Regions from separate parts of the Homo sapiens genome. Here region 2 is linked to region 1. A link is a contact called in ENCODE Hi-C or POLR2A ChIA-PET data. All regions are on one chromosome and are shown on one strand. The core of a region is the stretch at or near the end of the contact, and the rest is flanking DNA. Distances in the headings are between cores, read along the strand shown.

What was found. A loop is a pair of places that touch in the nucleus more often than their neighbours do. ChIA-PET counts read pairs that join two places held with the same protein, here RNA polymerase II (POLR2A). Pooled maps may share reads with other maps.
Region 2: a loop to region 1 is called in a map of CD4-positive, alpha-beta T cell, with 4 times the contacts of the local background. The contact joins the promoter of CILP2 here to the promoter of ZNF14 in region 1. A Hi-C loop is called at or near these places in 5 of 168 maps with a recorded cell type or tissue (CD4-positive, alpha-beta T cell, CD4-positive, alpha-beta memory T cell, CD8-positive, alpha-beta T cell and 1 more) and 12 of 50 pooled maps. POLR2A ChIA-PET finds 5 or more read pairs at or near these places in 3 of 52 experiments (CD4-positive, alpha-beta T cell, H1 and HCT116).

The regions. Positions count from the first base shown.
Region 1 is chr19:19,731,810-19,734,918 of GRCh38, forward strand. It overlaps ZNF14 (zinc finger protein 14), which reads right to left and starts at 1,303. Exons shown (of 4, transcript NM_021030.3): 1 at 1,147-1,303. The coding sequence starts at 1,149. RefSeq lists a silencer at 809-958.
Region 2 is chr19:19,536,843-19,539,797 of GRCh38, forward strand. It overlaps CILP2 (cartilage intermediate layer protein 2), which reads left to right and starts at 1,423. Exons shown (of 8, transcript NM_153221.2): 1 at 1,423-1,571; 2 at 2,837-2,935. The coding sequence starts at 1,508. YJEFN3 (YjeF N-terminal domain containing 3) reads left to right here. Exons shown (of 7, transcript NM_198537.4): 7 at 477-739. The coding sequence ends at 682. RefSeq lists a silencer at 1,299-1,668 and an enhancer at 2,761-2,955.

The DNA of each region.
Region 1 (3,109 bases), core at 53-2,552:
GTAATCCCAGCACTTTGGGAGGCCAAGGCGGGCAGATCACAAGGTCAGGAGATCGAGACCATCCTGGCTAACACGGTGAAACCCCGTCTCTACTAAAAATACAAAAAAATTAGCTGGGCGTGGTGGCGGGCGCCTGTAGTCCCAGCTACTGGGAAGGCTGAGGCAGAATGGCTTGAACCTGGGAGGCGGAGCTTGCAGTGAGCTGGAGATCGCGCCACTGCACTCCATCCCGGGCGACAGAGCGAGACTCCGTCACACACAAAAAAAAATGCTTACCACTTATATACGGAACAAATGACATACAGAGATTTTGCATCATCATGGCACTCCAACATAGGCGAAATCTCTTGGGTAGAAACCACACAGATAAACACACACAAACAAGAAAATTTAAAAGAACCTGAACAAGCTCACAATTAATTCCATCCAGAAACCAAAGAAACTAAAAATCGCACACATTCACGCAAGGGAACAAAATTACCCAGAGCGAAGGGAAACTGGAATTAAGGGTGGCTAGAATTAATATTTGATCAAGGAGTCCAAAGGGAAGAAACACAAACTTTCTGATCAGTTAAGATAAGGAGTCCCCTTCCCCGCAGTTCGAAAAGAAAGCCCACATTCAGAAGGTCAAAAACACCCCCAGACTTGAGTGCTGGGAGCACTAGAGGGGGTCAGTCCCTGGTGATGAGGGCAGGGGCGTTTGAACAGCCACAGGAACCTGACCCCGGCAGCAAGGACCTAGCCAGGCTTCGGTTCTCACAAGTGAGGAAACGCACCCGTGGATTCATCGTAAGGTTTCCAACCAAGTGGTTTCTTAAACGCACAAACCCCACAGACCGAGATGGGATCTCCCCAGGACCCTCCCGCTGTCACCGAACAATCCGGGGAGACGCGGGGCTGCGGGCGCAGAGCTGCCCATAGAGGGCTCCAGGACCGGGGGCCGAGGTCGCCCCGCGGGGACGGGACAGGACGCTGGGGCTCCCGGCTGCGGGTCCAGCTCCCACAGAGAGGACCGAGGGCCGAACTGCGCCCGCGGTGGCCCCCGGGTCTGCAAACCCCGGAGTTGACTGCAAGGAGGTCCCCGGCCTCGGCCACAGACGGTTCCAACCAGAAACCTCCCCTCGGACACTGGCCCCGCACACTCACCATTTCCCAGCGTCCGGGAAGTCACGGTGTCCTCCCTACGGATCTGTCAGTACCTGCAGGTCACGGCGCGACAAAGGATGCGCTAGAGCCACCTTCGGCCTTCAGGAGCAGGTGAAACGCAATCTTCCCATGGGCCAGGAATGGCGACGTCCGCACTGCGCAGGCCCAGCGTGGCGCCGCTCACATCTTTTCAGCTGAGGTCCTGATTGGACAGATCCAATGGCCCCGCCTCTTTATCACTGAGTGACAGCGGAGCAGGAAGGGGCGTGGTTGAGCTGGCCTGGCTTCAGTCCGGCTTGTCCCCGCCAGGACGTTTGCGTTTAAACCGAATGTGTTCTTTGCCTCCCATCCATTTTAAGTGTTCTCTTCAGTACTGTTAAATACATTCACATTGTGAAGCCAATTTCCAGAATTGTTTTCATCTTGCAACACTGAAATCTGTCTCGTTGCACAACTCCCCGTGCACCTCCTTCCCTCAGGGTCTTTTGCAACCTCCATTCCATTGTCTGAGTTCGTGAATTTGACTGTGGGAATCTCATGTAAATGGCGTCATAAAGTATTTGTCCTTTCCTGACGTGCTTATTTCACTTAGCATAATGTCCTCGAGCTTCACCTTGTAGTATGTGTTAGGATTTATTTCTTCTTTTTTTTTTTTTTTTTGAGACGGAGTCTCGCTCTGTCGCCCAGGCTGGAGTGCAGTGGCGCATCTCGGCTCACTGCAAGCTCCGCCTCCCGGGTTCACGCCATTCTCCTGCCTCAGCCTCACGAGTAGCTGGGAATACAGGCGCCCGCCACCACGCCCGGCTAATTTTTTGTATTTTTTTAGTAGAGACGGGGTTTCACTGTGTTAGTCAGGATGGTCTCGATCTCCTGACCTCGTGATCTGCCGGCCTCGGCCTCCCAAAGCGTTGGGATTACAGGCGTGAGCCACCACGCCCGGCCTCTTCTTCTTTTTTTTTTTTTTAAGAGACAGGGTTTTGCTCTGTAGCCCAGGCTGAAGTGCAGTGGTGTGATCATTGCTCACTGCAGGCTTCAACTCCTGGATTCAAGCAAGCCTCCAACCTGAGCCTCCTAAGTATCTGGGACTACACGCACGCACTACCAGGCCTGGCTAATTGTTTTAATTTTAATTTTAATTTTTGGTAGAGATGTGTGTCTCCTTCTGTTGCCCAGGCTGGTCTCGAACTCCTAGGTTCAAGCAATCCTCCTGCCTCGACCTCTCAAAGTGCTGGGATTACAGGTGTGAGCCACTGCCACCGGCCAATTTACTTCTTTTTTTTTCCTTTGGAGATGGAGTCTCGCTCTCGTTGCCCAGGCTGGAGTGCAGTGGCGCTCAGCCACCGCAACCTCTGCCTCCCAGGTTCAAGTGATTCTCCTGACTCAGCTTCCTGAGTAGCCAGGATTACAGGCGCCCACCACTACTCCCGGCTGATTTTTGTATTGTAGTAGAGATAGAGTTTCACCATGTTGGCCAGGCTGGTCTCGAACGCCTGACCTCAGGTGATCTGCCCTCTTTGGCCTCCCAAAGTGCTGGGGGTGTGAGCCACCTCGCCTGTCCCCAATTTACTTCTTTTTAATGCTTTATTTAAACATTTTTTAAAGAGTTCCTAAATTAGTCAGTTCCTAAATCTACATACAATAGAATAGAATTGTATTCTATTGTATGTAGATATCAAATTTCTGGATTTTTCTGGATCTATTTATCTTTCTTTCTTTTTTTTTTTTTGAGACAGTCTTGCTCTGTTGCTCAGACTGGAGTGCAATGGCGTGATCTCGGCTCACTGCACTCCACCTCCTGGGCTCAAGCAATCCTTGTGCCTCAGCCTCCTGAGTAGCTGGGGTTACAGGCATGTGCCACTATGCCCAGCTAATTTTTGTAATTTTAGCAGAGATGGGGTTTCGCCATGTTGCCCAGGCTGGTCTCAAACTCCTGGGGTCAAGAGATCTGCCCACCTTGGCCTCC
Region 2 (2,955 bases), core at 173-2,672, 190 kb before region 1:
GCCTGTAGTCCCAGCTACTCGGGAGGCTGAGACAGGAGAATTGCTTGAACCCGTGTGGCAGAGGTTGCAGTGAGCCGAGATTGCACCATTGCACTCCAGCCTGGGTGACTGAAGACAGAGGCTGGGTCAGATGGAGGAGGGCGATTGAATAGTAGGATAGGAGCAGAAGCAGAAAGTCTGAGTGCAGAAGCTCTGGTCTGATTGGGAGGGAAACACCTCCAAGGACTGGGAGAGACTTGTCTGAGGGCGGAGGCAGAGTTCTAGGGGGCGACAAGTCTCACCAGGACCCATGTGCCAGAGAGAAAAGGCTGGGTCTGATGGGGGAGGGGAAGTGGGGGTGGGGCAGCAGGACTCTGGTCTGAGGGCAGAGGCTCAGTGTTGGAGGGGAGAGGAGAGGAGGCAGGGACAGGATGGACTCTAGGCTGAGGGCAGGCCACCCTCCCAGTTCCCAATCCCCCCGGACCCTCCTCCCTCAGGCTGGGACGCAGAGACCGGCAGCGATTCGGAGGACGGGCTGCGGCCTGACGTGCTGGTGTCTCTCGCGGCGCCCAAGCGCTGCGCTGGCCGCTTCTCCGGGCGCCACCACTTCGTGGCCGGCAGGTTCGTGCCCGATGACGTGCGCCGCAAGTTCGCTCTGCGCCTGCCGGGATACACGGGCACCGACTGCGTCGCGGCACTGTGACCGCCACCCGCGGCCACACCGCAGGGACCCTCGCCAATAAACAGCCCTCCCACCACCGCCGCCTCGCCTCCGCCTCCTTTGTGCACCGGGCCCGCTGCGGGGGTGGGCACACTCGAAGAGGGACTTCACACGGTCCCTGGGTGATCCAAGGCGGGGAGCATGAGAAGGGCGGTGGAGTGGGACTTCCCGCTGGCCTAGAAAACTTCAGCTAGGGCTGGGGGCGGTGGCTCCTGCCTGTAATCTCAGCACTTTGGGAGGCTGAGGCTGGAGGATCGCTTAAGGCCAGGAGTTTGGGACCAGCCTGGGCAACATAGCAAGATCCCGACTCTACAAATTAAAAGAAAAAGAAGAAAGAAAACTCGAGCCAGAAGAATGGAGGGTAGATTCAGGGTGGGACTCCCAGACTGTTTGGGGTGGCCTAAAGCCTATAGGATCGAAGTGAGACGCGAGACAGGACTTCCAGCCACCTAAAGCGGGTCCGAGCAGCTTGAGGCTGGATTCCAAGTGACACTTCCCTCAGGCAGCTTGGGATGCAGCTTGGAGGACTGAGTGGGCTCGGGGAGGGAGTTCCAGCAGGCCACGGGGAACCCAGGACAGCCTGAGGACGGAGGCACAGCCAGACGCACCAAGGGGGGCGACCCAGAGGGGTTGCTCGAGCGCCGTCACCCAGGGCCAGGGGGCGTGGCCTGAATGGGGCGTGGCCAGGGCGGGATCTGCGGTCGCATCCCGCCCCCACTCTCAGTCCCAGCGGCCGCCAGACCCGCCGGAGTTGGACCCGAGCACGCCGCGGAGCCCGGACCCTCCCTCGGACGCTCTGCCCCGGCCATGGCGTCGCTGCTGCCACTGCTCTGTCTCTGTGTCGTCGCTGCGCACCTGGCGGGGGCCCGAGGTGAGGCGCCTCCAGCCCCCGCGCCCAGCCCCTGAGGCTCCCGAGGGCCTGGCAGCCGGCCTTGGGTGAAGCCGCACTCGGGGAGAGAACCCAGGGACCCACGCGCTTCCCCGGGGACTGGGTCCCCTTCACCAGTCGGATCCCCGCGACCACCTGGGGCGCGGAGCGGGCCTCATCCATTCTCTTCCTTGGCTAAGCCGGGAGTGTGGATAAGAACCTAGGGTTCCTCCCGGGGTTTGGACTCTGAATCACCGGCCAGGTCTCCCACCCTGGACCGAAGGGGTCGGAACTGGCCCCTCCCACCTAACTCCCACACACGCACTCACTCCAACCGCTGGAGAAAGAAATGCCCATCCCTGGAACACTCAATGGGGCGGGGGACGGGCCCACTTCTCAAGTGAGGAGACTGAGGCACCCAGAAGGAAGGGGCTTGTCTGACCTCATCACTCTGCTGGGAGTATCTTGGACAGCTCCTATCTTGGAGAAGCCAGTCTAGATTCCAAGGACTTCCCGGCAGCTCGGACTGTAGTACAGGGATGGAAGACAGACTAAGGGAGGGGCTTCCAGCAGGCCAAGTGGATGAGGGGGAGCCCAGCCTGAGGGCAGAGGCACAGCCAGCTGAACTTGATTGATCTCGCGGCAGCTGAACATAGTGGGAGGGAGACTCTAGCCTAGGGGAACTGGGTGGTACTTGCACTTCCCCAGCCGGGGGGTTAGGGCTAGGTCAGAGAGAGGTACCTGGCTTTGGGGGCCTGGTGGTGGTCATGGGCAGCGCGCTGGAGGAGAGTGTATGGCAGCCCTTGGGGCTAGAGCTGGGTTCTGGCCTCTCAGAGCCTCAATTTTCCCTCCTGTTAAAATGGGGATCATGGGCCAAGCACGGTGGCTCACGCCTGTAATCCCAGCACTTTGGGAGGCCGAGGCGGGCGGACTACCTGAGGTCAGGAGTTTGAGACCAACCTGGCCAACATGGTGAAACCCCGTCTCTACTAAAAATATAAAAATTAGCTAGGCCTGGTGGAGCGTGCCTGTAATCCCAGCTACTCAGGAGGCTGAGGTGTGAGAATCACTTGAACCCAGGAGGCAGAGGCTGCAGTGAGCCGAGATCGTGCCACTGCACTCCAGCCTGGGTGACAGAGGGAGATTCCGTCTCAAAAAAAAAAAAAAAAAGGGGGGGGATGATCGTGGCTGCACCTTGCCTAAAAGGAGGCTCCCAGCGGTCCCCATCAGTAGCAGCGTGCTTCCTTCTCCCCACTCCTCACCCACAGACGCCACCCCCACCGAGGAGCCAATGGCGACTGCACTGGGCCTGGAAAGACGGTCCGTGTACACCGGCCAGCCCTCACCAGCCCTGGAGGACTGGGAAGGTGAGTTAGCCTGCCTCGGA